2 separate regions of the Homo sapiens genome follow, and region 2 is linked to region 1. A link is a loop called in an ENCODE intact Hi-C map of the cell type or tissue named here. Cell type or tissue: GM12878. All regions are shown on one strand. Links, peaks and the distances in the headings refer to the core of each region. The heading gives the core; the rest is flanking DNA. Region 1 overlaps P3H2 (prolyl 3-hydroxylase 2). Region 2 has its middle 150 kb from the start of OSTN.

The links. A loop is a pair of places that touch in the nucleus more often than their neighbours do. Peaks named below come from ENCODE experiments on the same cell type or tissue, not always from the same donor. Only the 100,000 strongest peaks of a DNase experiment are listed, where the experiment ranks them.
Region 2: a loop joins it to region 1, with 12 times the contacts of the local background. A loop is called at or near these places in 9 of 110 quality-filtered maps.

What each region holds. Positions count from the first base shown.
Region 1 is chr3:189,962,450-189,979,253 of GRCh38, reverse strand. It overlaps P3H2 (prolyl 3-hydroxylase 2), which reads left to right. Exons shown (of 15, transcript NM_018192.4): 9 at 4,569-4,696; 10 at 5,250-5,345; 11 at 6,230-6,380; 12 at 7,247-7,364; 13 at 8,363-8,438; 14 at 15,156-15,296. It also overlaps the pseudogene MTAPP2. Among named protein-coding and RNA genes, the nearest start is that of MIR944, 140 kb to the right of the region's middle. In GM12878, for the core only: a CTCF peak has its summit at 11,789 (motif pointing left); DNase peaks (open chromatin) are centred at 11,773 and 12,211.
Region 2 is chr3:191,043,161-191,059,964 of GRCh38, reverse strand. No RefSeq gene overlaps it. Among named protein-coding and RNA genes, the nearest start is that of OSTN, 150 kb to the left of the region's middle. In GM12878, for the core only: a CTCF peak has its summit at 8,837 (motif pointing right); no DNase peak of the experiment used is centred there.

The sequences.
Region 1 (16,804 bases), core at 10,493-12,992:
TGGGGTTTCACTGTGTTGCCCAGGCTGGTCTTGAACTCCTGAGCTCAGGCAGTCTGCTCGCCTCAGCCTCCCAAAGTGCTAGGATTACAGGTGTGAGCCACCGTGCCTTGCCCTTTTTTTGTTTTTTTAACTGTAAAAGGCTGTACTCATATAGGGATTGTTAGCCTGCCTACACCATCATGCTTTGTATGACACTATCGAATTTCTGATAAAGTGATTCTTCTTGCCATGAGCCAGACAGTGAGTACAAGGGAGTACTTTCTTAGATGATCCCTTCTTGTTGCAACCAGAGAGTCAGAGCCAGGCACATACTTTATAAACGAGGGAAGAATTAACTTGTTTGACTAAATCTTCTTGGGCTGTGGTTAAGAATTGGCTGAAGCCATCAAATCAGGCCCCAGAAACCACAATTTATTGGACTACATTTTTATTTTTATTTTAATGTTTTCCTCTGTCTGGTGTGCTACTAGTCATTAAGCTACCAGCTTAAGACTGGTAGTCATATGGAGGCTGGTTGACTTGCCTGTTGAATGATAGGGTTTCATTTGTCTTTTTTTTTTTCCTTTGGTTAGTTGATGGGTGATGGGTCGTTTTTGTTAAATGTACGTGTGGAAAATATCTGTGTAAAATTCTACACTTAGTAATATTAATGATTATGTTAGCTACATGAAAGGCATATTTCTAATGCAGATTCTCCCGGAACCCAAGATTCAGATATTGAAGACTCCATGTTACATTCTTCCTTCACTTGATCTTTGCATGTTACTTGTGGAATGCTAGGAGAATTGTCAATATCCCAGTAGCCTTCTCTTAAGGCTCTATGCTTATTAAGGTGTCTCAATCAGAACTTAACACAGTATTCCAGGTGTAGCTTATTAATTCAACAATAACGATAGTAATGATAATACATACTTATAATGGAGCTTAAGACTGGTAGACATTTTCCTAAATATTTCATTTTTGCTAACTTTCAAAATCATATTTTGAAAATAAGCTAATTATGTTTAAAATAATACATCTTCAATGTAGAAAAAGAGAAAAACTTGGCAAAGTATAAACCAACTTAATTCACTAAATCTCTCATCTGTCTTTCATTTCTATTTGAGTTTTTATTAGCAGATGCTTTTCAGTGAATCTACAAGTATCTTATCTTTCTTCTTGAAGGAACATTTCTTTTTATACTTCTAAATTGGAATGGAATATACAGTTCACTTTTCCAAATATTCGAGGGAATGCCTGTCTCAATTTGACTACAAACTTTAATCAGCTACATAGATTAGAACAGCCTTTTCCAAATTGCGTTCTATGCTAAGACGTTTAGGGGGGATTTTTAAAAGACTACTTGGCTGGGCGTGGTGGCTCATGCCTCGAATCCAAGCACTTTGGGAGGCTGAGGAGGGAGGATGGCTTGAGTCCAGGAGTTGAAGACCAGCCTGGGCAAGACCCTGAAAATAAAAAAATAACAAGACCCTGACAAAAAAAAAAATAAACTAGGCATGGTGGTGCGTGCCTATAGTCCCAGCTACTTGGGAGTCTGAGGTGGGAGGATTGCTTGAGGATAGGAGGTCAAGGCTGCAGTGAGCCATGATGGTGGTGCCACTGCACTCCAGCCTGAGTGACAGTGAGACCCTGTCAAATAAATTTTTTAAAGACTACTTTTTTTATTGCTGTGAAAACATAATGAAAATATAGCAGCTTATGAAAATATCCATTTATTATCTCATAGTTTCTGTGGGGTAAGAGTCTGCAGAGAACATAACTGTGTCTTTGGCTTCAGGATCTCTCACCGGTTTCAGTCAAGTTGTTGACCAGGGCTGAGAATTCAGTTCCCAAAAAGTTGTTGGACTATGGCCTTTTAGTTCCTAGTTGGTTGTTGGCTGGAGGACGCCCTCTATTCCTTGCCATGTGATCCTCTCCAGTACAGCCGCTTGCTTCATTACAGCATGGCAGCGGAGAAGGCAAGAGACTGAGAAGGCAAGAGAGAAGTTGCAATTTCATGTAACATAGTCACAGAAATGACACCTTATCACCTTTGCCATATTCTACTGTTTAGAAGTAAGTTCCAGGTTCCACTCGCACTTGTGGGAAGCAAATTGCACAGCTGTATGAATGTTGGGAGGCAATGATCATTGCAGCCCATCGTAAAGTCTCTGCTGCAGGAAGGAAGTTGGGGGAGTCGGGGAGGGAGAGAATTGTATTCAATTAAGGCTAAAAACTGCTGCATATTATGTTACTACTTAGGACATTAATAAGGCCTGTTCACATATTAAAAGTTCTGAGACGTCCTCTTATCTTTTATTTAACCCAGTACTTTCCCAGAACTTTCAATGCAACACAATTTGAGAAATAGTGAATTGTAGAAAAGCATATTTTTCTATTCAACTAAAAGATGTGATACTGAAACGAGGCTTATGGATATATTCTTGGGATCCAAAAATTCCATATTTATAAATTTTAATCACAATTTTCAAAAATTAAGAGAAGCAATTAGGGGTTATCTAAGGGATCAACTTCTAGCCAGGTGGTGTCATGGGATTCCACAGTTCAATGGGCACAGTTATGGTCATATTAACGCCAACTAATAATACTTCAATGATTAAAGACTAGAAATAAATGAAATACGATGCACTTATAAATAATGTATTAGGCTTAGATGAAAGCTGATATGGTTTAGCTGTGTCCCCACCCACATCTCACCTTGAATTGTAATAATCCCCATATGTCAAGGGCAGGGCCAGGTGGAGATAGTTGAATCATGGGGGTGGTTTGTTCTCCTGGTAGTGAATAAGTCTCACAAGATCTGATGGTTTTATAAACGGGAGTTTCCCTGCACAAGCTCTCTTGCCTGCCACCATGTAAGACATGACTTTCTCCTTCTTTGCCTTCCACCATGATTGTGAGGCCTCCCCAGACGTGGAACTGTGAGTCCGTTAAATCTCTTTTTCTTTATAATTTCCCAGTCTCAGGTATGTGTTTATTAGCAGCAAGAAAATGGACTGATACAAAGGCCAAAATTAATCGTGGTACATTAAGATTGTGTAGTAGTTTAACTAGAGAAAAGTTGTGGTAGAATAGTAATTACACACCAACAGTACTATAAGGAATCCTGGCTCAAAAGAACCCAGACCAGATCAGTGAGTAGAATATTCATGTGGAAGGTAGCTTTTTATTTTCAGAAAAATAACGTTAACCATTCCATTTGTTGATTGGAATTTAGTTCATTTTATGGTCTTGCTTTTATTTAGTCTTGTAAATTGGTTTGGGTACTGTATGAAACTACTAAAATAAATAATGTGAACATAGTTTTATGATTGCATATATAGAAGTAAAATTAGAGTGAAAATAATTTGTCAGCACTGGAGCTCCTTAGGGAACTTCTGCTTTAACAGATAACCGAACATTACTCTAGATTGAGAAACACTGCCTCATGCTTTTAATATTCCATTAATCATGAGCTGTAGTGAGTCTTTTATCCTAGCTAGACTAATAAACATTTAGACAGTGCTCTTCCCTAGGCTGACTAATCTATTTTATAAAGTAGACATCAATTTCAATTGTCTCTTCTTCCTCTGTTGGAGTGTTTTAGGCCAACGTGTTGGTGACCTTTGCTAGACCTGGGGTGGCAGGGAGTTGTGCCTTCCCTATCCCTGCTGTCTTATCTTCGGCTGTTGCTATGGACAAGCACGCACCAGGCCCCTTGGGAGTGTTATAAATGGTTAGAAGCAGTGTTTTCTTTTCTGTTCCATTTTCTGGTTCAAAATGTTTGCACTATGCTACACCAGAAGATTTCCTCTCTATCAGAGGCTTTGTCCTTCAGTCCTACTCTATGAAAAAAAGTCTTTGTCAGGTCTGGATTTTGTAATTTCACAACCTAAAATGTGACCCCAAAGCATCACCCTCTGAAGAGCCTATCTGGAGTTAATTTTATAAACTTGTGGTCTCTCTCTGGGAAGAGAGTAGGTGCCTAAGGGAAACCCTCCTGTGTGGAAATAGAAACGTGATGATTTTGCCTGGAGAACAGAGAAAAACACTCCAAAAGCAAGACAACCTAGGGTCAGTTGTGTGGTAGGAAGAAGACTGAGGCAGAGTCAAGTGACTTGGGTGTGACTACCTGAATCACCTAGTGAAGGTGTTACTCTAGACACCAGTGAAACTGAGGTGTGCATGTCATACCTGGGGACCCAAACATGCAATCTGTGGTGTTGCGACAGAGGTATGAATGAGGGGCTGTGAACAAGGGTGGACTTTCTCAGAAGAGAGTCCTATGAGATGCCCAGTCGACTTTTTGGGATCAGCATTAGAAACAAATGCAAAAGTAGTTCTATCTCTCCCAAAATAATGTACGCATGTAACATTATTATGACATTATGAGGAAACCCGATAGACATCTTTCTCCTGAATCTATATTGTGTTTATCAAGCTTCCTAATTTGCAATTTGTCTTTGCATTTCTAAATATTCATGAAGAAATGGACTCACTCGAATTGCACATTGAAAGCTGTTTGGTATTCTGTGCTTCCTTTCGGGGGACAGAGGTAACAGGGAAGACAATGTGCTCTGTTCCTGTAGGTGGTCCTCTACTCTATGAGAACATCACATTCGTCTACAACTCGGAGCAGCTGAACGGGACTCAGCGGGTTCTCCTGGATAACGTCCTGTCGGAAGAACAGTGCCGGGAGCTCCACAGCGTGGCCAGTGTGAGGATCCGGAGAAGGAGGGGAGCTCACTGCGCTGGCCTGCCAAGAAGCTGGAACTGCTTTGGTCCTGGTCTCATCTGGAGCCAGACAACAAGCCCTGAAATATTGCTTTCTTGAGGAGAAAGACATAAATTATTTTTGAGGAACTTTTATAGCCTTTGGGTTGGGATTATTTTAGTTTTCCCGGGTGGGATCTGGAATAGCTACTGGCATATTTCCTAGCCCAACAGCCATCTAGCAAGGTCCCTGCCTATCATATAAAGTTGCTGGAGAAATCCTTTTATTTTAATTAATTATTAGGCAATATATCAATAATTTACATTCTTTTTATTTCCATAAAAAGTGACAGTATTTGATAATAAAAATGTAGAATGAAGATTAAATAAAGATATCTCTTTTAATTAAAAGAATAGTTATACCAGCATCCTGGAATAAAATGGGGATGGTTCTTAGCATTGACTAGAGTTCTCAGCTTTCTGGCAGCCAAAGCAGAAAAAGACCTGATGAATTCATAGTTATCATTGATGACGTATCTTCTTGTATTTGCTTCCAGGGAATCATGCTTGTTGGTGATGGATACAGAGGAAAAACTTCACCCCATACACCCAATGAAAAGTTTGAAGGTGCAACTGTCCTGAAAGCACTCAAAGTAAAGTCTTAACTTCTTTTGGGTTTGAGTTCCTTAGTGTCAGCCTAAGGCTTCTGTAAATGGCAGATATAAGAAAGAAAAAAGTGGCCAGGCACAGTGGCTCACGCCTGTAATCCCAGCACTTTGGGAGGCTGAGGCAGGCAGATCACGAGGTCAGGAGATCGAGACCACCCTGGCTAACATGGTGAAACCCCGTCTCTACTAAAAATACAAAAAAATTAGCCAGGCATGGTAGTGGGTGCCTGTAGTCCCAGCTACTCGGGAGGCTGAGGCAGGAGAATGGCGTGAACCTGGGAGGCAGAGGTTGCGGTGAGCCGAGATCGCGCCACTGCACTCCAGCCTGGCCTGGGCGAGAGCGAGACTCCGTCTTAAAAAAAAAAAAAAAAAAAAAAAAAAAGAAAGAAAGAAAGAAAGAAAAAAGTTTTGAATATATACCTATCAGGACAGCTGAAAGAAGCAAGAGTGAAATGAAACCTTCATTGTAGTTAATCATTCCTCCGTTCAGCCATCAACTTATCAAACTTTACATTTCCTGACAAAAAATACATACAATCCCTCTTTGTAAAATCATGATCTAATAGTGAAAACATATTCAAACAAGTAATTATTCTCTACTGCAGGAAGGGTTGTTAGAGAGGATGGTAGAACATATTATAATAGAAGAGAAGAGGAACCAAGTAGCTTTTAGCTTTCCATCTGTTATTGGGAAGAGTTTATTCCAATGGCACAATGTCCTAACCGAAATCCACAAATATGTAGTAGCCTTCCCCATTAGTCAATACAGACATGACAATCCTATATTGGCTCAATGCAAGCTAGTGCCTGTTTTTCTTACGACCTCCAATGAACCCATTTGTTTCTCATGTTTTGTTTTTTTTTTTCAGTCTGGTTATGAAGGTCGAGTCCCACTGAAGAGCGCTCGTCTGTTTTATGACATCAGCGAAAAGGCTCGAAGGATTGTAGAATCTTATTTTATGCTGAACTCAACTCTGTATTTTTCCTATACACACATGGTCTGCCGAACAGCCCTGTCTGGTGAGATTGCAGTCTGAAATGGTTCCCTTTTACCCACAATACATTGGGAAATGAAACAAGGCAAAACAAAGCTCAACAGCATGGTAGATTAATATTTTAGACGAATTCTAGATTTCCAAAACAAAAGTAGCTTATGAACTCTTATTCTGCTTCTTTCTTTTTCTTCCTTTTGTTCTTCTGAAGTTCCAGAAAACCCTCGTTCTGAACATTTTCCCTTCCAAATCAATTTTCCCCAATTGCTGAAGTCTTGGGAAAAAAAAATGCTTTTCTGCTGTAGGTTTCCCATTTTGAGGAATCAGGAACATGGAAATCATAGTCACCATGATGTCTACCAGCATTAAGTGGAAGCATAGAAGATGAAGGGATGATTGAAAGAAATACTCTTAAAAAGACCGGGACCTTCTCGGTCCCTGCTCAGCATTATTTCTCCTCTATGTCTTATGCCCCTCTGAATGGGGCGGGGGGAATAATGATGTCATAGGAGTAGACTTTTACACTTGGGAAGTTTTAGCTGAATTAAATCTTGTTTTTTTAAAAAATTTTCATTTCCTTCCCATTGTTTTGCTGCCCTATGTGAAGTACAACCCATGAAACGCATGGAATTTGTTCATGTATGTTTATATCAGAAATAACTTTTATAGCTGAAGAGACAGGTGTGACATGCTCAAGGTTTCACATCCAGTTCATATCAGAACCAGACCAGAATCTCAACTACTTGTCCACTGTTCTTTTATCTGTTCTTTCCTGTTGTCTGCCTCTGCCCATTTGCAAAGATCATCAGGACTGGGAGAAGAGAGATTGTCAGTTACTTTGGTGGAAGTTGCTGCACTTCATTTCTCGTTCTTCCCTATTCCCTTTTCTGGCAGGTCAGCAGGATAGAAGAAATGACCTCAGTCATCCCATCCATGCTGACAACTGTTTGTTGGATCCAGAGGCCAACGAATGCTGGAAGGAGCCTCCTGCTTACACATTTCGAGACTATAGGTATAGCTAGAACCTGCTTCAAAACAAAGCTTTTACCTAACAGTTTTCAAGCAGTGAAAACTGGAAAGGTGCTCTGTTTTGCTTGACGTCGTGTTCATATCTCCAAGGCAGAAATTCTCAAATAATCTTCTGAAGTAGCTGCCATAACCAATAAGTGGCATTATCATCTCACTTTTATCTTAAAAATTGTGCACAGTTTGCATCCCATTTCACAAAATGTCCATTTTGTTTTAATATGAAAAGTAAATTTTATGTTCTTTTAAAAAAATTCCTGTTCTCCCTGGAACATATTCCTTGTGGTATATGTATTTCAGTCAGAATACAAGGGCATGGAGTCTTGGCCTACATAAGGACTTTATCACATCAATTATCTTTATTCATACCCAAGAAGAACTATGTCTGCATTTTATAAATAAGACACTAGAAACTCAGGAGAAAAGAATGTCCTTACCTATTGAGAGAGATTTCAGTGTGTAAGGAATCAGGAGTTATAGTCACCATGTGTTCATCCTTACTACACTGTACTCGATTCCAAAACATTTATTAAGCACCCGCTATCTGCAAGGCGTGGCTAGGCCACAAGGAACTCTTCAGCAAGTTAAAGAGAAAAACAACAACAAGAACAAAGCAAACAAACAAACAAAAATCCTTTAGAGTTATATAAGGGAAAAAGAGAGTTGTAATTAGGGTGGGCACGTTCAAAGGGCTAGATTAAATTAAAACTAGTTAGGTTTTCTGTGGAGGAAGTGAAATGTGAGACAAGCTTTGACATATGATTACAATTTTAGTAAAGGTGGAATAAGTAAACTCTTCAGAGGTATAACTCAAACTCTATCTGATCTTCTCTTTAAGAGTTTGGAGGACCAATTATATCAATGTCTAGTTCAAAGGAAACTTACTAATGGAGGCTGGACAGTACATCACCAGTCTTCAGTATTCTATGACCATGCTCTCATAAGCATATAATAATACAAATAGTTTTCTCTTCATTCTTATAGTGCTCTCCTATATATGAATGATGACTTTGAAGGAGGAGAATTCATATTCACAGAGATGGATGCTAAGACTGTGACTGTAAGTAAACCTATTCTTGAATACTTATTTAGTATGTTTTAGCTCAGTATTGCCATTTTTCTAAGTACTTACAGATGGTTAGATTTCAAATACTTCTGAGCTCAAGATTTCAAGAGGTTAAGAGAGTTTCAGTAAATGTATAGATCATAAACTGTTAGAAGTATCCATAAAAATCTAGTACGTTGTAAAGATGAGTAAATTAAAGAATTGAGATATTAATCATTTTATCATGATCATATAGCTAGTTAGTGTTAGACTTGGAACCAAAACCTAGGTCTTCTAATTCTTTGTCAAGTAATCTGATGGAAACGTAAGAACGTCAGTTCCTAAGTCACCCAAGTCTAGAATAAGTCAAATGATTCTACAAGGTGTCTTTCAAGTAACCTGGTGTTCTACGTACTTGGACTGAGCATTGGCCTTCAAATATATAGTTACCAAAATTATCATATATGTGTGTATGTATGTGTATGTGTATATATACCTATAGGTATGTGTGTATATATATTATATATATAAAAAATATATATATAATATATATACACACATATAAATATGCCCACTGCAGCTTCCTTTCCCATGCAGACATGGCCTCATATATATATATATATATATATATATATATATTTGCATATATATATGCATAGAGAGATATATGATTGTGACTGTATGTAATAAACTCATACCTGAAAATTGATACACACACACACACACACACACAAATATGTAAACAAAGAGTAAATCAAAAGTTCAATTCAACGACCATCTTCCTAAGTAAACCCGTGCCTTTGGAAAGAAGCCTACTTAAAGACCATATAGTTAGCATCCTTTGGTCTTCAAGCCAAAGAGCATACACAATGGTAGAAAAATATATTTTCGACTGCTGCCGCTCTTTGGCCCACTTCATTCCCTTAGTCCCGAGTGCTCGCCCACTGCAGCTTCCTTTCCTGTGCGGACATGGCCTCAAGCACCACCACCACTGCCATGAAGATTGGAATAATTGGTGGAACAGGCCTGGATGATCCAGAAATTTTAGAAGGAAGAACTGAAAAATATGTGGATACTCCATTTGGCAAGCCATTTGATGTCTTAATTTTGGGGAAGATAAAAAATGTTGATTGTGTCCTCCTTGCAAGGCATGGGAGGCAGCACACCATCCTGGCTTCCAAGGTCAACTACCAGGCGACCATCTGGGCTTTGAAGGAAGAGGGCTGTACACATGTCATAGGGACCACAGCTTGTGGCTCCTTGAGGGAGGAGATTCAACCTGGCGATATTGTCATTATTGATCAGTTCATTGACAGGACCAGTATGAGACCTCAGTCCCTCTATGATGGAAGTCATTGTTGTGCTAGAGGAGTGTGCCATATTCCAATGGGGGCCAAGCCCCCAAACGAGAGACGTTCTTATAGAGACTGCTAAGAAGCTAGGACTCTGGTGACATTCAAAGGGGACAATGGTCACAACTGAGGGACCTCGTTTTATCTCTTGAGCAGAAAGCTTCATGTTCTGCACCTGGGGGGTGGATGTTATCAACATGACCACAGTTCCAGAGGTGGTTCTCACTAAAGAGGCTGGAATTTGTTATGCGAGTATTGCCATGGTGACAGATTATGACTGCTGGAAGGAGCACGAGGAAGCAGTTTTGGTGGACCGGGACTTACAGACCCCGAAAGAAAATGCTAGTAAAGCCAAAAGTTTACTGCTCACTGCCATACCTCAGATAGGATCCATGGAATGGTCAAAAACCCTCCATGGCCTGAAGAATATAGCCCAGTTTTCTGTTTTAAAATTTTTGCAATTTATCCTTTTGACAAAGGGCTAATATCTAGAATCTACAGAGAACTTTAACAAATTTACAAGAAAAACAAACAAACAACCCCATCAAAAAGTGGGAGAAGGATATGAACAGACACTTCTCAAAAGAAGACATTTATGAGGCCAACAAACATATGAAAAAAAGCTCATCATCACTGGTCATTAGAGACATGCAAATCAAAACCACAATGAGATACCATCTCACGCCAGTTAGAATGGCGATCATTAAAAAGTCAGGAAACAACAGATGCTGGAGAGGATGTGGAGAAATAGGAATGCTTTTATACTGTTGGTGGGAGTGTAAATTAGTTCAACCATTGTGGAAGACAGTGTGGCAATTCCTCAAGGATCTAGAACCAGAAATACCATTTGACCCAGCAATCCCATTACTAGGTATATACCCAAAGGATTATAAATCATTCTACTATAAAGACATATGCACATGTATGTTTATTGCGGCACTGTTCACAATAGCAAAGACTTGGTACCAACCCAAATGCTCATCAATGATAGACTGGATAAAGAAAATGTAGCAGATATATACCATGGAAGACTATGCAGCCATAAAAAAGGATGAGTTCATGTCCTTTTCAGGGACATGGATGAAGCTGGAAACCATCATTCTCAACAAACAAACACAGGAACAGAAAACCAAACACCACATGTTCTCACTCATAAGTGGGAGCTGAACAATGAGAACACATGGACACGGAGGGTAACATCACACACCAGGGCCTGTCAGGGGGATAACATTAGGAGAAATACTTAATGTAGATAATGGTTTGATGGGGTGCAGCAAACCACCATGGCACATGTACACCTATGTAACAAACCTGCACATTCTGCACATGTACACTAGAACTTAAAAGTATAATAATAATAAAAAAATTTCCAATTGAGAAAGTAAGCAGATTATAGATGACCAGGTATCTCTCACCACCATACAAAATCTAAGTAGTTGGGACATGTATGTGATAAACTTCAAAGTTTTGGCATTATAGAAGCTATTTCTAAACTTTTCTTGAATTTTATGCTTGTCCCTCATAGCTTACATGCTTTTCTCATTAGTGAAACATATCTGTCATTTATGACACACATATGTTATTCATCACACAGTACTGTGATATAAGCAGGTAATATCAAAAAGTATGTATTACTGGGTTAAAAGGTGATTCCTATGAGGATTCTCGTTAAAATTGTCTAGAAACATTGTAATAACTAAGAAAAAATATTTCATGTGACTTCATACAATAATATATGTTAAAAAGTCATGATGCCTCACTTTTTGGGTAAAAAGCTTAAATGTTAATATGGGAGTACTTTAATACTCCGTAATCTGATAAATTAAATCAAGATTGACGATCTGTATTGGAGTTTAAAGTCCAGAAGGTTTTTTGCACTTCTGGGAAAGCTTGAGTGTAGGAAGCATTTTATTTCTGATCTCTGCTAACACTGAAACTGAGGTACAAAAATACTGGCATTTCGCAGTTTCAAAGAAAGTCAGACAGGTGGTTGAAAAGATTTCTTTGCTTCTCCTCCATCTAGTGGCCGTATTTGGAAATGCTTGATGCTTAAAGCAAGGGATGCCTGTTTCATTAATTTTTGAATGTCAAGTTAACTGGAATTCTACTTTTTAAAGATGTGAAAGCAGATAATATTCTCCTTTCAGAGTGCTACAATTTTAATTAAAATCTATAACTATTTTTAAAAACCCAGAATCTAACCTCCCCTAAAAAAACTAAAACTGATTTAAACAAATTTTTAATCCAAAAGCTCCTGTTTGAGAACATTTATTTCCTCAAATACTTCATATTAATGCATACAGTGGCATTTTAGGGAATAACGTAGATAACTAAAATTCTTACGTAAGGCAGTTCTTATCTTTCCCCACAGGAAGTTTATTCTAGTACCAGCAACAACAACAACAGCAACAGAAATGGGTATTTTTCTGTTTTAGTTTCCCTTTGACTGTGGAGGGACAAATGGAGCAGAGAAATGGCATAACTTGAGGCCACATAAGGAAGTAACGTCTTCTGAGTCCTTTACTTTGGAAAAATCTGGAAGTTGTGTAATTATCTGAAAGGTGGCTGAAATTTTACTTTTATTAAAGACAATTACAGCACAAACGCTTTTCTAAATCAATCATCAGTTAGACGGAAAGCAAAAGGATTATTTTAAATTATGCTTAGTATACTTGGAAGATATGTGGATTCTTTTCAATAGCGGCATTTGTTTGTGAGACTTGGGAATTCAAGGATGTTGGTTTCTCTGTGCAGGTTCAAAGAAGATAAAATTTAATGAGTTCCATTTGTTTCATGAAAAATTAAATTCAGTATAAACGGGGCTGTGTTACAAAAGTATGTTTATAATCATTTATCCAAACTTCATAACATATTTTTGCTGTAGAAACAATGTCACACATGGAAGCAGGTTCACTAAAGCTTGTTTATTCCTCCAAATACCTGACATGTAACAGATGATGTTCGCTGTGTGATGAGATGGGTCTTAGAGATCCTTGTGAATCCACGGCTATAATCAGTTCCAACCGCCTCATACAGTTCACAGCTTCTTTTCCTAAACTTTCCCAAAGTTATTCATGTTTAAAATTACTTTCAATTCCAGAAGAAAGAAAATACTAATTTGTCCCCACATCCTTTCTTTAGTCTTATAAGATGTTACCAAGACTTGGTAATCACATAGAAACATTGGCAAATGCGTGTTTGAGTGAGTCCTGACCAGCACCAGGGAGTGGGCAGCCCAGAAAACCTGAAATTCCAACATCCCAAGGCCATTTACTCAGAAGGCTTTTCTTTCTTTCTTTCTTTCTTTCTTTCTTTCTTTCTTTCTTTCTTTCTTTCTTTCTTTCTTTCTTTCTTTTTCTTTCTTTCTTTCTTTTTTCTTTCTTTCTTTCTTTCTTCCTTTCTTTCCTTCTTTCTCTTTCTTTCTTTCTTTCTTTTCTTTCTTTCTCTCTCTCTTTTTCTTTCTTTCTCTCCCTCTCTTCTTTCTTTTCTTTCTTTCTTTTTTTTTTTTTCTGTCACCCAGACTGGAGTGCAGTAGCACGATCTCAGCTCACTGCAACTTCCGTCTCCCAGGTTCAAGCGATTCTCCTGCCTCAGCCTCCTGAGTAGCTGGGATCACAGGCACCCACCAACACATCTGGCTAATTTTTGTATTTTTAGTAGAGACGGGGTTTCACCATGTTGGCCAGGCTGGTCTCAAACTCCTGACCTCAGGTGATCCACCTGCCTTGGCCTCCTAAAGTGCTGGGATTATAGGCGTGAGCCACCACGCCCGGCCTCAGAAGTCTTTTCTATCCTACTTCACAGGTTTTACCTTTCACTTATTTTGCTGCTTCTATGTGGAAATGTACAAATTCCTTCTCCAGAAAAACAGAATCACATTGATACTGAGGACACGACTAACTCGTGAACTCTCTAGATTTACATCAGAACAGTTGCCTTGGTAAAGCTGTTTAGGAAAAGCAATTCCAGCAAAGACAAATCACTCTTCAGTTATTGTGAGTAGAAGAGTAAAAAGAAACTGACTGCTTTTTTTCTGCTCTTCCCTTTAACACTCACACACAAGTCACATATACACACACATGCAGACTCACACAGACATAAACACACACACATGCCCACATAAACACATATGCACCCACCTGTCTCTCTGGCTTTCCGACTCCTCCACCTACCTCTTACCTTCCATATGTAGTCACGTAGTCCGGGAGTACCTATGTTATGTAGCAACCAAGGACTTTAGGAAATTTTTCAAATATTCTTCCTGAAGCTAGCAGTGAAAAACCAGCCAGCTCATTTTATGCAGAAGGAAACCAAAGATTTACGGGCATATGTCAACTCAAGTCAATTCAGAAAATGGCTAGTGAGAACCAGTCCATGTTCTCACCTAGTAAAATGGCTAGTGCCACTTTTTTTTGGTTTTACTTTACTTTTCTGAACTATACAGAGGAATGAATAAAGTTTCTGTATTTCCCAAGAAAGACAAAATGGATTCTACTCACATGAGACACTTCTTTAAACACAGAAGCAAGGCCTCTAATATTCAGTTGCTTAAGCTCATTCAATTTGAAGAGGCAGCTTGTTTGATCTTCTACCCTGGCTCAGTGAGCCCAGCAGTATTTCTTTTTCTCTCACTACACTCTTCTACCTAAACGCTGTGGACAGCTCCACCTGAGCAGTGCATAAGCTGCGAAGGACTGTGTCAGTCTTAAAACACTTAAGGGTGATGGCGAATAGGCCACTCCAAGGGGTGTCGTGTTCTCACCACTAGAGATGTTCAAACAATGCCTAAACGACCACTGGGAAACAATAGTGTAAAGGAAATGAAATATCATACAGAATTATGACTTTTAAAAATGTTTGTATTGTGAAAAGCACATAAACCATGAATGTACAATTTAAAAATTAGAAAGCGTATACGCTCATGTAACCACTACCTAGATCAATAACAACTTTTCCAGCACTGCAGATGTCCTGTTTGTTTGTTTGTTAATTACACAAGTATGGAATGGACACCTACCTTGTATCCGGATGCTTTGCTAGTGCAAAAGCTACAGAAATGAATTATGAGAGGAAAACTTTGCCTTCTTTGAATTTGCAGGCTATCATATATATAGCATGTATTGAATGATTACTATGTATGTGGACTTTGCTACACGTTTTACTTGAACATCTTTTTATTTTCTGAGGTATATATTATTTTGACCTTACCTTTGTTTTACGGGTGAGAAAATTGAGATAATTTACATCATCTTCAATCCCAGGATTCCTTTATTCTTCGCCTCAGGCCTTAACTCAAATAATCTCATAGCCAGAGAAGCAGGAGTTGTGGAAATGTTTATGATACAACAATTGAAAGTCTAATTTTTGCTTTCTTTCTCAGGCCTCTATAAAACCAAAATGTGGGCGCATGATCAGCTTCTCATCTGGAGGAGAGAACCCTCATGGGGTGAAGGCAGTCACCAAGGGAAAGAGGTGTGCTGTGGCTCTGTGGTTCACCTTGGACCCACTTTATAGAGAATTGGTGAGTTTCTCACCCGCCCAGAAAGCCAATTAGGCTTGCTTCATGAACTGCTTTATCTGAGAAGTCCTTTAAATTGCTTCGTCTGAGGAAAAGAAGAGGGTAAAGGCAGTTCTTAATCAGATATGTTCTAGTAAGTGAAGATGTTTGTAGAAATAGCTGTGTCAATGATATTTGATAGTCACTAATCTGTCTTGAGCTTATTAACAAATTGTAAGGCTGGGCGTGGTGGCTCACTCCTATAACCCCAGAACTTTGGGAGGCCGAGGTGGGCAGATCACTTGAGGTCGGGAGTTCGAGACCAGCCTGATCAACATGCTGAAACCCCATCTCTACTAAAAATACAAAATTAGCTGGATGTGGTGGCATGCGCCTGTAGTTCCAGTTACTCGGGAAGCTGAGGCAGGAGAATCGCTTGAACCTGGGAGGCGTAAATTGCAGTAAGCCGAGATCGCACCACTGCACTTCAGCCTGGGCAACAGGGCAAGACTCTGTCTCAAAACAAAAACAAAAACCAAAACAACTCTGTGGCATCAGGGAGGAATCACTTTTTATTGGTCACCCAGAAGACGGATTTGTTTTCTCGCAAATCATAAGAAATAGTATTGAATCATTTATGAAACGTATTTGAAAGAGGGCAAGGAAACCTAAAAGATTATTATTACTTATTACTGTTATTACATTAAGTATTTCAATATTATTATATGCAAACTAGCTGAGGACACTTAGCTAGGAGGAGACCATGATCTCATCGTTTTGGAAGCCCGTGGGCAGATGTCATAGTCTCCACCTGTGGAGCTGCAGCGGTATGAATTAAGACCAATGGGTAGAAGCCCTGGAGGGAAAATTTGGGCTCCACACAAGGAATAACTTTCAAATAGTCACCACAGTTTGGCAGAATTGTCTGCTTTGGAAGCACTGATTGGATGGCTCCAATCAAAGCCCAGGCAACTGCTTAGCATGGAACGCTGAAATGGAATCTAAAACATCGTAGCAGAGGCTTAACTGGATGACCTCCAAATCTTCTCCAGCCCTAAGTATTGATGAAGCTATGAAATTCTATTCTTAAAACTGGCATTCTATCCAGTTTTCCTTGTTAGGTTCCTAAGTTGAATCCAATTTCATCAGAAACTATTTAAAAATAATGCGTTTTTCTCATATACTTTTCACCATCAAATCTAACTTACAAAGTGTTTCCCCACATTCCCTAAGCCATTCTTTCACATATTTTACAAAAGACCTATTGTGACCTTTTATTGTACAGAAGAGCTATTATTATCTGCCTTGGAAACTCTGCTAGATAGGCCCTAGGGGTAGAAGGGTGAACAGAACAAGGTCCTGGACTATGAGGAGCTTGGACAGAACAGCTAGTAAATACGCTGTAAGAAGAGAACAGTATATGTTTTGTAGCAGGGAATCAAGGAAGACTTCTATAAGCTCAGACCTAGAAGCAAAGACGATAGCCAGGCATAGAAAAAATGGCCCTGGCTGGGCGTGGTGGCTCACGCCTA
Region 2 (16,804 bases), core at 7,346-9,845, 1.1 Mb before region 1:
TCATTTCAATTTTGTTTATTTCTGCTCTGATTGTTATTTCTTTTCTTCTGCCAATTTTGTGTTTGGTTTGCTACTGCTTTTCTAGTTCTTTAAGATGCATTACTTGTTGTTTAATGAAGTTTTTCTGCTTTTTGATGTAGGTGCTTAAAGACATCAACTCTTAGTACTGCTTTTGCTGTATCCAGCTTTTGGTATGTGGTGTTTCCATTATTATTTGTTTCAAGAAAATTTTCAATTTCCTTTTTAATTGACACACTGATTATTCAGAAACATATTGTTTAATTTCCATGTGTTTGTATAGTTTCCAAGATTCCTTGTGCTATTGAATTCTGTTTTTACTCCACTGTGGTCAGAGAAGATACTTCATATAATCTGAATTTTTTGGATTTTAAAAGCCTTATTTTGTGGCCTAACGTAAGTTCTGTCCTTGAAAATGATTGATGTGCTGAGGAGAAGAATCTATATTCTGTAGCCATTGGATGAAACGTTCCATAAATATCTATTAGGTCCATTTGTTATATAGTGCAGATTAAAACTGGTATTTGTTGATTTTTCTGTTTGGAAGATATATCCAATATTGAAAGTGGAGTGTTGAAGTATCCAGCTATTATTGCATTGGAATCTATGTCCCTATCTATAATATTTGTTTTATGCATTTGGATGATCCAGTGTTGGGTGCATATATATTTATAACTGTTATGTCCTCATGCTGAATTGACCCCCTTTATCATTATATAAGAAAGTTTTGTCTCTTACGATTTTTGTCTTGAGATCTATTTGGTCTGATATAAGTATGGTAACTCCTGCTTTTTTTTTGGTTTTCATTGGCATGGAATGTCTTTTTCCACCCCTTTATTATCAGTCTGCATGTGTCTTTACAGGTGAAGTGTGCTTCCTGTAGGCAACAGATCACTGTGCCTTGTTTTTTACCCATCCAGCTACACTATTTATTTTAATTGGAATGTTTTATTTGTTTACATTCAGTATTACTATTGATAAGTAGGGACTGACTTCTGCCATTTTGTTACTTGTTTTCTGTTTCTTTTCTGGTCTTCTCTTTCTTCCTTCCTCTCTTCCTTTTAGGATGGTAATTTTCTTTGGTGGTATAATTTAATGTATTGCTTTTTATGTTTTGTGTATCCACGGTAAGTTTTTCAATTTAATGTTCCCATGAGTCTTGGAAGTACTATCTTATTATCCATTATTTAAAATTGATGACAACTTAGCACAAATACCATAAACAAACTAAGAAGAAAAAACTACTAAAAACTCTAGCTTTTACTTTGTCCTCCTGCTTTTACACTTTTTATTGTTTATATTTCTACTTTATTGTATTGCCTGTGTTTTGAATAGCTGTTGTGGTTATTATTTTTAATCGGTTCTTTTTGTCTTTCTATTAAAGGTATATGTAGTTTACACACTAGAATTATAGTGTTATGATATCTCTGTTTGTCTGTATACTTAGTATTACCCATGAGTGTTGCATCTTTAGATGATTTGTTATTGCTCATTAACTTTCTTTTCTTTCAGATTGAAGAACTCTCTTCATCATTTCTTGTAGGACAGTTCTGCTGTTCTTGAAATCATTTAGCTTTTGTTTGTCTGGGAAAGTCTTTATTTCAGCTTCATGTTTGAAGGATATTTTTGCTAGATATACTATCCTAGGGTAAAAGGTTTTTTTTTTTAAAAAAATAGCACTTTAAATATGTCATGCCACTTTCTCCTCTCTCCAGGCCTGTAAGCATTCCACTGAAGTCTTCTGCCAGATGTATTGGAACTCCTTTGTATTTCTTTTCTTGCTGCCTTTAGGGTCCTTTTTAAAAATCGTTGATTATTGGGGGTTTGATTATTAACTATCTTGAGGTAATCTTCTTTGGGTTAAATATGCGTGGTGTTCTAGAACCTTCTTTTACTTGAATATTGATAACTTTCTCTAGGTTGGGAAGTGTTCTGTTACTTTGAATAAATGTTCTACCCCTATCTCTCTTTCTGCCTTCTCTTTAAGGCCATTGATTCTTAGATTTGCCCCTTTGAAGATATTTTCTAGATCTTGTAGGTATGCTTTATTCTTTCTTTTTCCTTTTTATTTTGTCTCCTCTGCGTATTTTCGAATAGCCTGTCTTCAAGCTCATTCATTCTTTCTTCTGCTTGATGAATTCTGCTGGCAAGAGAATCTGAGAAGTAAATCCAAAATGATAGTTGAAGTTTACAGACTTTTCTGTAACTAATGAACATGACATAGAAACAGAAAATTTTAATATTGTGAGACATTGAACAACTTTACCAACTTGACCAAAATCTCCTTTATAGGTCACTCTGTCCCACAATAAAGAATACCAAGCTTTTCATGTGCACATGGAACATTCACCACGACCTATTTTTGGCCATAAAACAAACTTCAATAAACTTAAGAGTCTTTAAGTCATACAAAAATATATTCTCTGGCCATAATGAAATGAAAGTAGAAATCTCTTTGGAAGATATCTGACATGTTCTTAAATATTTGGAAGTCAAACAATACCTTTATATATAACTCATGAATCAAGGAAGAAATCACAGATATCATTTAATATGATACTAAATGGGATTAGAATAAAAACACAACATAAAAATTTGTAAAACAAAGCAGTAAGTAGAGGAAGACTTACAGCATTAAAATACTTGTGTTAGTAAAGAAAAAGTTCCAAAATAAATGGCACAAGCTTCCACCACAAGAAACTAGAAAGATTAAAATTATGTATGAAGTAAGCAAAATAAAGAATATAATAATCATCAAAGAAGAAATCAATTAACTGGAAAACAAAAATACTAATATAATGTATGAAAACAAGAGCTGATACAAATAGCAATAAAATCAATACACTTTTAGCCAACAAGAAATGAAGAGAAGAAAACACAGATATCAGGAATAAAGGATTTAATATCACTGGCAATACTATGGACATTAGAAAGAAAATAAAGGAATTTTATAAACAAATTTGTGACAATGAATTCAAAGATTGAGATTAAATGAACAAATTTTGTGAAAGACACAAACTACCAAGACTCACTCAACAAAAATACAAAACATGAATATCTTATCTCTACTAAAAATTGAATTTTTATCTAGAAACATTTTGAGCTTACAGTTAAAAAATCAAAATAAAATTCATAGTTAAAAACTTTCTGAGGCTTTTTACTTCAGTTCGAAATGACTTCAGTTTGTTTCAAATACTTAAGGAGCAATATCAGTCAGCCCAAACTTCCAGAGAATAGCACAAAAAAAAAGCTTCAGTGAACTTTTAACAGGCCAAGATAAATCTAATACTGAAAAGAGAAAGACATTAAAGGAAACCTAGAGACCACTATTCCAGATGCATATAGATGAAGGAATCCTTAAGAAAATTTTAGCAAATCAAATTCGACAATTTATGAAAAGGATTATGATCAAGTTGAACTCATTTTAGGAATTAAGAAGGATTTTTAACTTAAAAAAATCAATGTAGATTGTCATTTATACTGACTAAAGAAAGCAAAAACACAATCATCTCAAGAGACACATAACAATATTGGACTAAGTTTAATGTCAGTTCAAGACTGAGAAGAGAGGAGGTTTCTTCAATCTCATGAAGAATATCCATGACAAACCTACTTTTAACATCATACTTAACAGCAATAGAAAGATTGATTTTCCCATAAGATCAGGAACAAGCGAAGGATGCCTGCTCATCACTTGTATTTAACATTACAGTGGAGGTAGATACAGTGCAGTATGAAAAGTAAAAGAACTAAAAAACATTCAGAGAGCAAAGTTAAATTTGAACCATCTTTTACCAAAGACAACCTTGTTGCCTAAGAGGCATAGCCTAAGAAGGCTACAAAATAGCTACCAGAACTAATAAGTGAATTTAGCTGGTGGCAGGGTATAGACGGATACACAAAAATCCATTGTGCTAGAAAGAAATAATTGGAAACTGCAATGAAAAATGCACAGTAGCACCAAGAAATACGAATATTTATGATTAATTTGAGAAATTATGTTAAAGGTCTGTACACTTAAAGCTAAAAAACATTGCCGAGAGAATTTAAAGACAAAATAAATGTAGATATATAAAAAGTTCATGGATCAGAACACTTGACACAGTTATGATATCAGTTCTTCCTGGTTGATCTATATATTCAACAGAATTCCTATCAAAATCTCAGATTTTTTTGTAGAATAGGCAGAAAGAGTTTGAACAAGAACAGAATACAAAATGCAAAAAATTAGCGGGCGCCTGTAGTCCCAGCTACTCGGGAGGCTGAGGCAGGAGAATGGCGTGAACCGGCAGGCGGAGCTTGCAGTGAGCCGAGATCACGACGCTGCACTCCAGCCTGGGCGACAGAGCGAGACTCTGTCTCAAAAAAAAAAAAAGCGAATTTTAAAAGCATTATGCTAAGTGAAAGACCCCAGATACAAAATATTACATATTATATGATTCCATTTATATGAAATTCCAGAACACTAAAAACTCTAGTGACTGAAAGCATGTATCAGTGGCTGCCAGAAGCCAGATGATTGGTTGAAAAAATTACAAAGAATCTTTTGAAGGGATAGATGCTATACAATTATTTTGTTGATGGTTACAAGAGTGCAAACATTTATGAAAACTTATTGAGTTGAACATTTAAAATTGTTGAATTTTATTGTAAGTAAAAATTATACCCCAATAAACTAATTTAAAATTATAAAAATCAATCCCAGAAAAAATAAAAATCTGTGAGCCTGTTTTAGATCTTCACTTTCAGTAAAAGTCTTCTAGGATTCTGAGAAGTGGAAAATATAGTCACAGTGAGTATTTTTCAATGTAACTTGCCATTGGTGTTGTAGACTGCTGTTTGTAAAGCAAAGGTGAAGTGTGTGACTTGAGAAAATCTCTCTATATTATAGAGAGTATAGATGGTGATGCCTTCTGCGGGTATCTTTTTAATTTACTTCCATGATCTAAATGTGCTACCTAATTATATTATCTAGTTGAATTTCCTTAGGAGTAGGTGAAATATTTATCTATGCAAAATATATTGCACTATGTAGTATCTGAAATATTTAGGCAAAATTAAAATTTGAAAATAAAGGTGCATTTAATTATTTAAGGTGGTGGGAATCAGCATTATTTATTAATATTTAGCTGGGTTTCTTCATTTATATATTTTAAGGATATGATATAGATATTACCTATAAAGGAGAAATATAAAGAATAAATTATACAAATTATAAAAATTGAAAAAGTTTTCCCAGAAGAGGTAACAGTGTTTCTTTATGGAAAGCACATAGTTTTGAAATGGGAATATATGGTTTCAGGAGAGAAGATTTCAAATTTTCCTTCTCATCTGAATGATACTGAATATGCACATGAATATTACTGAATTTTACCCATTTTTCTCGGTCATCATGAAAATAAGATGAAATAATGTTTCTGGAAATGCTTTGTGAGCTATAAAATAATATGCTGAAACTTAATAAATTGCCAATATTTGAATTGTTGTTTCTAATATTGTGATTTCACAAAGTTCAACTTGATATTTATTGATTTATTTATTGTAGAGACAGAGCCTCACTATTGCCCAGGCTAGTCTCAAACTCCTGGCCTCAAGCGATCCTCTCACCTTGGCCTCCCAAAGTGTTGGGATTACAGGCATGAACCACCATATTTGGTCCTCAAATTGATATTTAGATATTCGTTTTTTATTACTGAAGTTGACCCACCCAGCACAGGAAAAGCTGGGAAACAGCAACAAGTATACTTCAGATTTTAAAAAGAGCAAAATCAAAGGCTTAAAGTTGGAGGAGAAGAATATGGAGATGTGATTAGGGAAGCTACTGAGAAGGAATGTAGGAGAAATGCTGTAGTCATTCTGAGAAAAGCCTTGAGAGCCAGGCTGAAGAGTTTTATCCTAACTGAAAGGCAACGGCATTTTTGAGGAGTTGTGTAACATGATCAAGGGTTTTATGCAAAAGTTTACCCTGGCATTGTAGAAAAGAGAGTTTATAGAAAGCTGGATGTAAACCACTTGGAAGGTGCTGCTTTCATCCTTCACAACATACTGGGAATTATTCCTGATGTTGCCACCTGTATATATGCATGGAGTCAGGAAAGGTCCAACATTTGGAAAAATCAGGAGAAAAAAAAATCACGGAACTCTGTCTTTATTTTTATACCATAAGACTTACCCTCCATAGTAGAGATGATTTCACCCACACCCTCCTCCTCCAACTGCCCTCCCATATTTAAGCCCTATTGCAGCCTAAATAGCAAGACATTTCATAGTACGCTGTTTCCATGAGGCAGTTTCGTAAACATTTGTTAAGCAACTGCATTTCTGTTTGTTCAGCATCTTCTTAATGAGTTTGTGAAGGACTTAGTAACCTTTGAAAATCAATTCAGAGTCTTGTTTTATATCTTTTTTTTTTTTAATGGATGCAGTTGTTACATTGGACACACTGTAAGCAAGACAAAGAGTCATCTAAAGAAATCACAACTCGGGGCAATCAAGTCAGCATAACTCTGCGTCCCATATCTGACTGCATCTAAATTTAGAAGTTTTCGTTTTGAAGACAGAATTTTGTTTTTAGCTATTTTCATGTTCTTACCCAGGAAACATCCATGAATCCTTTCGTGAGTATTCAATGTAACCCCATGGTGATATTTGAAATATTTGTATGACAGTTGAAAAGTGCCTCTCTTGAGTAGGCAATGTATATTGACAGTGAGAATACATTGTGGGAAACATAACAAAAAATAATTCCAATCTTTTGTTTCAGATTTTCACAATTTAAGTGCCAGAGCAATCCTATTTATTTATTTATTTATTTAGAGATGGAGTCTCGCGTTGTCGCCCAGGCTGGTGTGCAGTGGTGCAATCTCAGCTCACTGCAACCTCCGCCACCTGAATTCAACCGAATTCTCCTGCCTCAGCCTCCCGAGTAGCTGGGATTAAAGGCGCCCGCCACTACGCCTGGCTAATTTTTGTGTTTTTAGTAGAGACGGGGTTTCACCATGTTAGTCAGGCTGGTCTCAAACTCCTGACCTCAGGTGATTTGCCCACCTCGGCCTCCCAAAGTGCTGGGATTACAGGCCTGAGTCAACTGTCACTATGAACTGTACATATAAAGAAACTGAGTTTACTCAGTTTCAATTGAACAACAAAAAAAGACATGCCCAAAGTCATACAACTAGTAAATTATAGAGTCAGAATTAGAAACCTGGCAGTCTTATTTCAGCGCCTACAGGCTCAATTTCCATAGTGTTCTACCTTGCATTGAACAGAGTTCTAACTTCCGTCATAAGTCTTACTACTCTGTGCACTGAACAATGGTTAAATGTGTCTAGATCTCTCTTTCCAACAAAAAAAAGGTAATGGTATGTAAAGAGCTTAGAATAGTGCCTGACAAAAACGTTTAATAAATGATAGCTAAAATTAATATAATTATTAAAATAGAGAAAGACGAATTTCTGTCTGACATTACCTAGAAGAGCCTGAACAAAGGGACTTAAAATATGAGGAGAATTTTGATGGGTAAAATTTAGGAGGAAGAATAGCAAAGGTTGGATTCAAATACATGCAGGTAGAAGGGAGGAGACTGGGCTTGCAGGAGCTATGGCTGAATCAAAGGCGGAGTGTTGGGAGAATATAGTGAGAAACAAATAGAAGAGAATTCGTGTGTTCCATTTGCAGTGGAAAATCCATTGACAGGCTTCTCAGGAGGGAAAGGACCTGAATATTTGCACTTTACAAAAATACCTTCGGAAGCAGAGTGGAGGGTGAGTTTGAGAGAGGGAATAGTAGGAAAACAAGTAGAGAGATCTATAGCTAGTTGTCCATGATAAAAGACTGACATGTGTAGTGTGCTTATTATATGCCAACCACTATTCTGTGCTCATTTAGCACCTTAACTAATTTACTTTTTATAATAAAATTGTAAGATAAATAGGTACTTGTGCAGGTTTCCACTTCACTCTCAAAACTGTCCTGGTTTGCACAATACATTTTATGATCACCCATTCACGTGGCACTTTTTTCCTGAGTAAAGGTAGCAGGAAGCAGTAAGGTGAAACGGCTATAGTGCAGCAACTACAGTACTCAGTTGATGTGTTGGGAAGGTTTGGAAGACAGGAGCCTTGAATATAAGCTCTAGTTCTCTTCTGGAATTGATTCTTTTATCAATTATTCCTGATCATGGGAAGCAAAGATTGTTATAGGTAGAAGGGATATAGAGAGTATCTATTCCAATAGGTATATATAATATACTTTACCTGTATGTGAACACATACAGAGCGTAAGTAATATTTCAGGAGGTTATAACACCCCCACCCCAACCTTGCAGACAAACTTTGGAATGTGCTTTTTTTTTTCTGTGAGAAATAATACATCATTGTTTTATCATATTATCAGGGTTAGGGGCCATTTATCTAGGACAACCTATAATAAACAGAGTCCCAGAGAGGAAAAGTAAGTATTTTTACAGTTACTTACAGAGCCATAACTAAAGCCTATTTTATCTTGCTTTATTGTATCTAATAAAAACAACTTAAAAGATGTGTTTTTATGATTATTTTAATGTTAGGTATAGTCTGCTACTCAGCCATGGGAAAGATAAACAGTGATCATGAGATCCAAGGAGCCGGGGATTGTATTAGTTTCGTTGACAGTGTTCTCAGTGCAGAGAACATAGCCTGACACGTAATAGGCTAGGTTAACATTTGCTGGATGAATAAATAAAATGACACTAATTTGATTAATTTTATTGTTGTAGTGTTAGGTTTCTGTAAATAAAATATATTTTTCAACCACATGGTGGAGCCATTTAACAGTTACTCGAAAAGTAGAGCTGAAGAGAAGGCCATAAAAGCCACTGCATCTTTCTTCTGAGAAAGTGATTTAAATCCAGAGGATGAAATAAAATATTTAGATAATTTATCTGGCTTATCTCTTACTTAGAAACCTATACGGAAAGTAAATTGGATACAGGACTCGAACTGTGGATAAAAGGTGGAAATGCAGCACATATGCAGCTTTTTCCTATACTGGTGTTGTGTGGGGATTGTCCTAATCCAAAGGACATTTGCTTGGTGGCTGTTAGGCACCACACTAAAGCATGCTTTTGGTCACTCAGCACCTTTGGGAATAACAAAAGCACACAGGACAGCTGAACCAAGATAGAGATGCTACCTGATGTCTAAAAGTGCTGATATGTGTGCTGCAAATGTCTCTGACGGAGAAAAAATAACAACTTGTGCTTCTCCAGATGAAGGTAAATAAAGAACTGGGGATTAAGAGAGGTAGGACATAGCGTTTTGTAAGTGAGATTTGGTTATAAAGCTAGGGGGAGGATGGTTAATGAAGTCTACTAACAGTGGATGATTCATTTAGTTTAGCTTTCCCATTCAATAACGGGGGAAAGGGAACTAGTGAAATTCACCCTCTCTACTCCACACCATTTCAGAGTTGGCATTCCGGTTGTCGTCTAATGCCTCTAGATTCTCTGCACTCATTCTATTCCTATTTTCAATACACACATACCCTTCCTCTTATATACACACATGCATATACGAACTCATAAATACTCAAGGCTCCAGCTGTGGCCACCAGCCTCATCCTCTGCATCGTGCCCTAGGTGACAGGATGATATGTGACCAACTATTAAAACACCACTTTCTATGCACATCTTTATGTAACTGAATTTAAGCTATTTTCTTTTCCTCACAGTTAAGTAACCTGACAGACTATCTTTCTGAAACTTCCCTAGACAGATAGATCTTGAACTGGGATAGATAGTGGGACGATTTTTCTCCTATAAAATATCCTTGTCACACTAAGGAAAAGAAACATAAAGACAGCCCTAGGACAGAGAATAGAGCGTAGCTGTCATAGACTCAATTTTGAAGATTTTCTTTGAAGATTTTCTCAAAAGCCTGTTCTAAGCCCCTTGTCATACTTTAAAAAAAAACTCTTTTAATTTTTTCATTTCCCAAACTCTCACAATTTTAATGCAAACTTCTTTTCATTCCAAACACTAAGATAAACATGCCAAAATCCTGCTACATCAATCTAGTAATAATGGTTCAAAATCCAGTTTTTTTTACCCAACCATGTATAAATGCCATTTTCTCAATGCTTCACAAGTATTATGTGAGAATATCCATCTTGTCAGTGAAACCCCATTGACATTTTCAGGGGTTTGCCAACTCAACAAATTTCATTTTAAGGAGAATTTGAGGCTGATGGGGAAGTTTTTGTGAATATGTGTTCATGTGCCTGTGAAAGTTGGCATGATTTAAATAAATTTATCTTCCTCTTTAAATGTTTTACAAAAGAATATGAATGGGTCATCTGGAGCTGAGACCTGCAACTTTTTTTTTCTTTTTATTTTATTTTTTTGAGACAGAGTCTCTGTTGCCCAGACTGAAGTGCAACGGCATGATCTCAGCTCACTGCAACCTCTGCCTCCCGGGTTCAAGCGATTCTCCTGCCTCAGCCTCCCAAGTAGCTGGGATTACAGTCTCCCGTCACAACACCCTGCTAATTTTTGTATTTTTAGTAAAGACAGAATTTCACCATGCTAGCCAGGCTGGTCTCAAAATCGACCTCAGGTGACCCACCTGCCTTGGCCTCCCAAAGTGTTGGGATTACAGGTGTCAGCCACCACTCCTGGTCCAACTTTTTTTTTTTTTTTTTTTTTTTTTAATGAACAGCAGGTAAAAAGCCAAAGTACAGGCCAGCTAGCTTACCAAAGAGAACTGTGGAAAGAGAAAGCTAAGAAGAGCCTTTGTGGGGTCAGGACAAATACCAAAGATTAGTCTCAAAAACTACCTCTATCTAGATTTAATTGGACCAGGATTAATTGCATCCTTTTTAGGCCTGGTGCTCTGTTGAAAACAATAGAGCAATCAGCCAGCAATTAGAGAAGCCTAACAGATGAGTGTAATATCAAAGAAGACAGTTTAACAAAAAGATTAGAGAAAGTCAAAGGGAATCCTGCTAAAACTACTGTCATCTCGAGTGAGACTTCGTCTCAAAAAAAAAAAAAAAAAACCTACTGTCATCTCTGGGTGACTGTGCATATGCCTAAGGCTGTACCCCCCCGGGAGGGGCAATATTAGAAGGTATACACTGATGGAGAAATAGACTTTCCTAAAATAATCCAGCCAATTCACCAATTAACAAACAATAGCAAAGCAACTCCAGAAGAGAGTGAGGAGAATCAGCATCCAGAATTAGCACAGTATAGTACTTAAAATATCATACTTTCAACAAAGAATTATGAGACATAGAAATAAACAGGACAATAAACTTTTCCTTAAAAGTAAGGAAAGCTAAGATGATAATATCTCATCAAATAGTGAATCTAATAAAGAGACAGGAATTATAAAACAATCTATTGGAAATTTCAAAATTGAAAAGTTTAATAACAAAAGTGAAATATTTACTAGAGTAGATTTAAACTGGAAGAAGAAAAAATCAGTGAAGTATTAAGTGGATTGATATGGATTATGTTATCTGAAGAACAGTGAGAATAAATGATAAAAACAAAGAGATTCAGAGAAATGTAGAGCACCATAATCACACTCACATAAGCACAATGAGTGTATCGGAAGGAGAGCAGAGGAAGGAGGCAACAGAAAATAATATTAGAAAATTATTAGCTGAATAATATTAGAAAATATTAGCTGAAAATTTCCAAATCTGATGAGAAACATTAATCTACACAGTAAAGAAAGTCAGCAAATACCAAGAAGGATAAATGCACTTACACACACATCATAATAGAAGTTCTAAACACCACAGACTAAGAGGGAATTTTTAAAGCAGCAAGAGAAAAATGACTCACTACATACAAGGAAACCCTAACAGAAGAATTAGCTGGCTTTTCATTAGAAACAGTGGAAGCTAGAAAGCAGTGAGGTAACATTCGAAAAGTACTGAAACAAAAACATCTACCAAGAATCTTATATCTAGGAAAACCATGTTTCAAAAATAGAGGTGAATAAAGACATTCCCAGAAAAACAAAAATTGACAGAATTCTTTGATTAAAGAACCAACTAGAAAAACTAAAAGAAGTTCTTCAGGCTGAAAGCAGATGACTCCACACATTAATTCCAAGTCACATCAAAAAATAGAGTAATAGTATAGATTATCATGTATTGGCAAAAATATCATAAATATTTAAATAGCGTATTTCTTCTCCTTTATTTCTTAAATGATTTCAAAAAACAATTGTATAAAATGAGGAGCATATAATGCAATGTTGAACCTATAACATATACAAAAATATAATACATTTGGCAAAAACAACACAAAGGAGGTATTTGGGGGCAAAGTAGTATTGGAACAAGAAAATGACACCAGACGGCAAATGAAATTCAAAGGAATAATAAAGGCGAATATAGCAGACACTATAAATATATATTTACTTCTTCTCATCAGCTTCTCTAATAGACATAAAACTATATAAATTAGCAATTATAGTGATGTGTTATTGAGCTTGTTACAAATGTAGATGCATCATGCATAACGATAACACAAAATGAAATGGTATAAAAAAGTGGATGCCAACAAATTACATGAGATGGACAAATTTCTAAAAAGACACAAATTGTTAAAACCGGCTCAAAAAGAACAAAATTCTGAACAGGTATATAATAAATAAAGCTATTAAATTAGTAATATTAAACAGCCCATAAGAAAAGCATAGACCCAGAAGCCTCTCCCATTGTATTATCATAGCACGCTCTTTAAAAGTCAATTGACCATAATGTTAGGGTTTGTTTCTGGATTCCCAATTGTACTCCATTGATCTATATGTCTGATTTTAGTGATGTGACATGATATTGTGTTACTGGAATAAGGATAGACATATAGATCAATGGAGTAGAATTGATTATTCAGAAACAAATTCTTATGTTTATAGTCAACTGACTTTTTTTAAAAAAAATTAATTTTATTTTAAGGTCTGGGATATATGTGCAGGATGGGCAGGTTTGTTACTTAGGTAAATGTGTGCCATGGTGGTTTGCTTTACCTTTCAACCCACTCCCTAGGTATTAAGCCCTGCATGCATTGGCTGTGTATCCTGATGCTCTCCCTCACCCTGCCTCCCGACAGGCCCCAGTGTGTGTTGTTCCCCTCCCTGTGTCCGTGTATTCTCATTCATTGTTCAGCTCACACTTATGAGTGAGAAATGTGGTGTTTGATTTTCCGTTCCTGTGTTAGTTTGCTGAGGATAATGGCTTCCAGCTCCATCCATGTCCCTGCAAAGGACATGATCTCATTCCTTTTTATGGCTGCATAGTATTCCATAATGTTTATGTGCCACATTTTCTTTATCCAGTCTATCACTGATGGGTATTTGGGTTGATTTCATGTCTTTGCTATTGTCAACTGACTTTTGACAAGAATAGTAAGACAATTCAATGAGGAAAGAGTACTCTTTTCAACAAATGAAGCTGTAACAATTAAATAGCTGCGTGCAAAAGAATTAATTTAGACCCCTGGCTTATACCATAAAATTAACCCAAAATGAACCAAAGATCTAAATTTCAAAGCTAATACTATAAAACCCTTAGAAGAAAATGCAGGCATAAATATGTTTGACCTTGAATTATGCAATGGTTTATTATACATGATAACGAGAGCACAAAGAACAACACAAAAATACATTGGGCATCTTCAATATATAAGAAATTTTGTGCCCCAAAAGATCATCAAATAGTGAAAAGACAACATGCCAAATGGGAGAAAACATTTCCACATCATAAATGTTTATAATGAACTTATACCTAAAATATATCGTTAAAAAACTCTTATAATTTAATAATAAAATTGAAATAACTAAAATTGGGTAAAGGATGAATAGACATTTCTCCAAAGGAGATATACAAATGGTTACTATGTAAATTAAAAGATGCTCAACATCACTAATGATCAGGAAAATGCAAATCAAAACCACAATGGCAAACCCACATCACACCAACTATGATGCCCACCATGAAAAAGACACATAGAAACAAGGTGCGGATGTGGAGAAATTGGAATCATCTTACACTGCTTGGGGGAATATAAAAAGTTTGAGCCTCTTTAGAAAGCAGTCATCCAATTCTTTAAAAGATTAAATATGGATAGATTAAATATGGATAGATAGCTGCTATCTAGGTCTTGGCTGGCTAGGCTATATATTATACAAGCATACCACAGACATATTGTGAATTCAATTTCAGACCACTGCAATAAAGTGAATAACAATAAAATGGGAGTCACACAACTTTTTTTGTTTCTTGCATAGAAAAGTTATGTTTAACTGTACTGCAGTCTATTAAGTGTGCAACAGCATTATGTCTACATACCGTAATTTAAAAATACTTTATTGCTGAAAATGCTAATAATCATCTGAGCCGTAAGCTAGTTGTAATCTTTTTCTAATGGAGAGCCTTGCCTGCACGTTGATAGGTGCTGATTGATAAGAAGGGTGGGTGCTGAAGATCGGGGTGGCTGTGGCAATTTTTTAAAATAAGACAACGATGAAGTTTGCTGCATCAATGAATGCTTCCTCTCAGGAAATATTTCTTTATAGAATGCAATACTGTCTTACAGCATTTTACCCAGGGTGGAACTTCTTTCAAAACTGGAGTCAGTCCTTTCAAATTCTGCTGCTGCTTAGATGCTAAACTTATGTCATATTCTAAATCACTTGTTGTCATTTCAACAATATTCATAGTAGGAGTAGATTCCATCTCAAGAAATCACTTTCTTCCAACAATATTCACCAGGAGTAGATTCCATCTGAAGAAATTACTTTCTTTGCTCATCCAATAGAAGCAACTCCTCATTCATTCAAGTTTTCTCATGAGATTTCAGCAATTCAGTCACATATTCAAGCTCCACTCCTCTTTCTAATTGTCTTGTTATTTCCATCATATGTGCAGTTACTTTTTCACTAAACTTTCAAACCTCACAAAGTCATCCATGAACATTGGAATCAACTTCTTCCAAACACTTGTTAATGTTTGTATTTTGACCTCCTCTGATGAATCATGAATATTCTTAAGAGAATCTAGAATAATGAATCCTTTCTAGAAGAGTTTTAGTTTATTTTTCCCATATCCATCAGATAAATAACTATCTATGGCAGCTATAGCCTCATGAAATACATTTCTTAGATAATAAGACTTGAAAGTCAAAATTACTCCTTTATCTAAAGGCTCCAGAATGGACGTTGTGTTAGCAGGCATGAAAATAACATTTATCTCTTTGTACATCTCTATTGGAGCTCTTGGGTGACCAGGTGTATTGTCAATGAGAAATAATATTTTGAAAGGAACTTTTTTTTTTCTGATAAGTGGGTCTCAACAGCAGGCTTAAAATGTTCAGTAAACCGAACTGAACTGGCAAAACGAATCCAGCAGCACATCAAAAAGCTTATCCACCATGATCAAGTGGGCTTCATCCCTGGGATGCAAGGCTGGTTCAATATATGCAAATCAATAAATGTAATCCAGCATATAAACAGAGCCAAAGACAAAAACCACATGATTATCTCAATAGATGCAGAAAAAGCCTTTGACAAAATTCAACAACCCTTCATGCTAAAAACTCTCAATAAATTAGGTATTGATGGGACGTATTTCAAAATAATAAGAGCTATCTATGACAAACGCACAGCCAATATCATACTGAATGGGCAAAAACTGGAAGCATTCCCTTTGAAAACTGGCACAAGACAGGGATGCCCTCTCTCACCGCTCCTATTCAACATAGTGTTGGAAGTTCTGGCCAGGGCAATTAGGCAGGAGAAGGAAATAAAGGGTATTCAATTAGGAAAAGAGGAAGTCAAATTGTCCCTGTTTGCAGATGACATGATTGTATATCTAGAAAACCCCATTGTCTCAGCCCAAAATCTCCTTAAGCTGATAAGCAACTTCAGCAAAGTCTCAGGATACAAAATCAATGTACAAAAATCACAAGCATTCTTATACACCAACAACAGACAAACAGAGAGCCAAATCATGAGTGAACTCCCATTCACAATTGCTTCAAAGAGAATAAAATACCTAGGAATCCAACTTACAAGGGATGTGAAGGACCTCTTCAAGGAGAACTACAAACCACTGCTCAAGGAAATAAAAGAGGATACAAAGAAATGGAAGAACATTCCATGCTCATGGGTAGGAAGAATCAATATCGTGAAAATGGCCATACTGCCCAAGGTAATTTACAGTTTCAATGCCATCCCCATCAAGCTACCAATGCCTTTCTTCACAGAATTGGAAAAAACTACTTTAAAGTTCATATGGAACCAAAAAAGAGCCCGCATCGCCAAGTCAATCCTAAGCCAAAAGAACAAAGCTGGAGGCATCACACTACCTGACTTCAAACTATACTACAAGGCTACAGTAACCAAAACAGCATGGTACTGGTACCAAAACAGAGATATAGATCAATGGAACAGAACAGAGCCCTCAGAAATAACGCCGCATATCTACAACTATCTGATCTTTGACAAACCTGAGAAAAACAAGCAATGGGGAAAGGATTCCCTATTTAATAAATGGTGCTGGGAAAACTGGCTAGCCATATGTAGAAAGCTGAAACTGGATCCCTTCCTTACACCTTATACAAAAATCAATTCAAGATGGATTAAAGATTTAAACGTTAGACCTAAAACCATAAAAACCCTAGAAGAAAACCTAGGCATTACCATTCAGGACATAGGCATGGGCAAGGACTTCATGTCCAAAACACCAAAAGCAATGGCAACAAAAGCCAAAATTGACAAATGGGATCTAATTA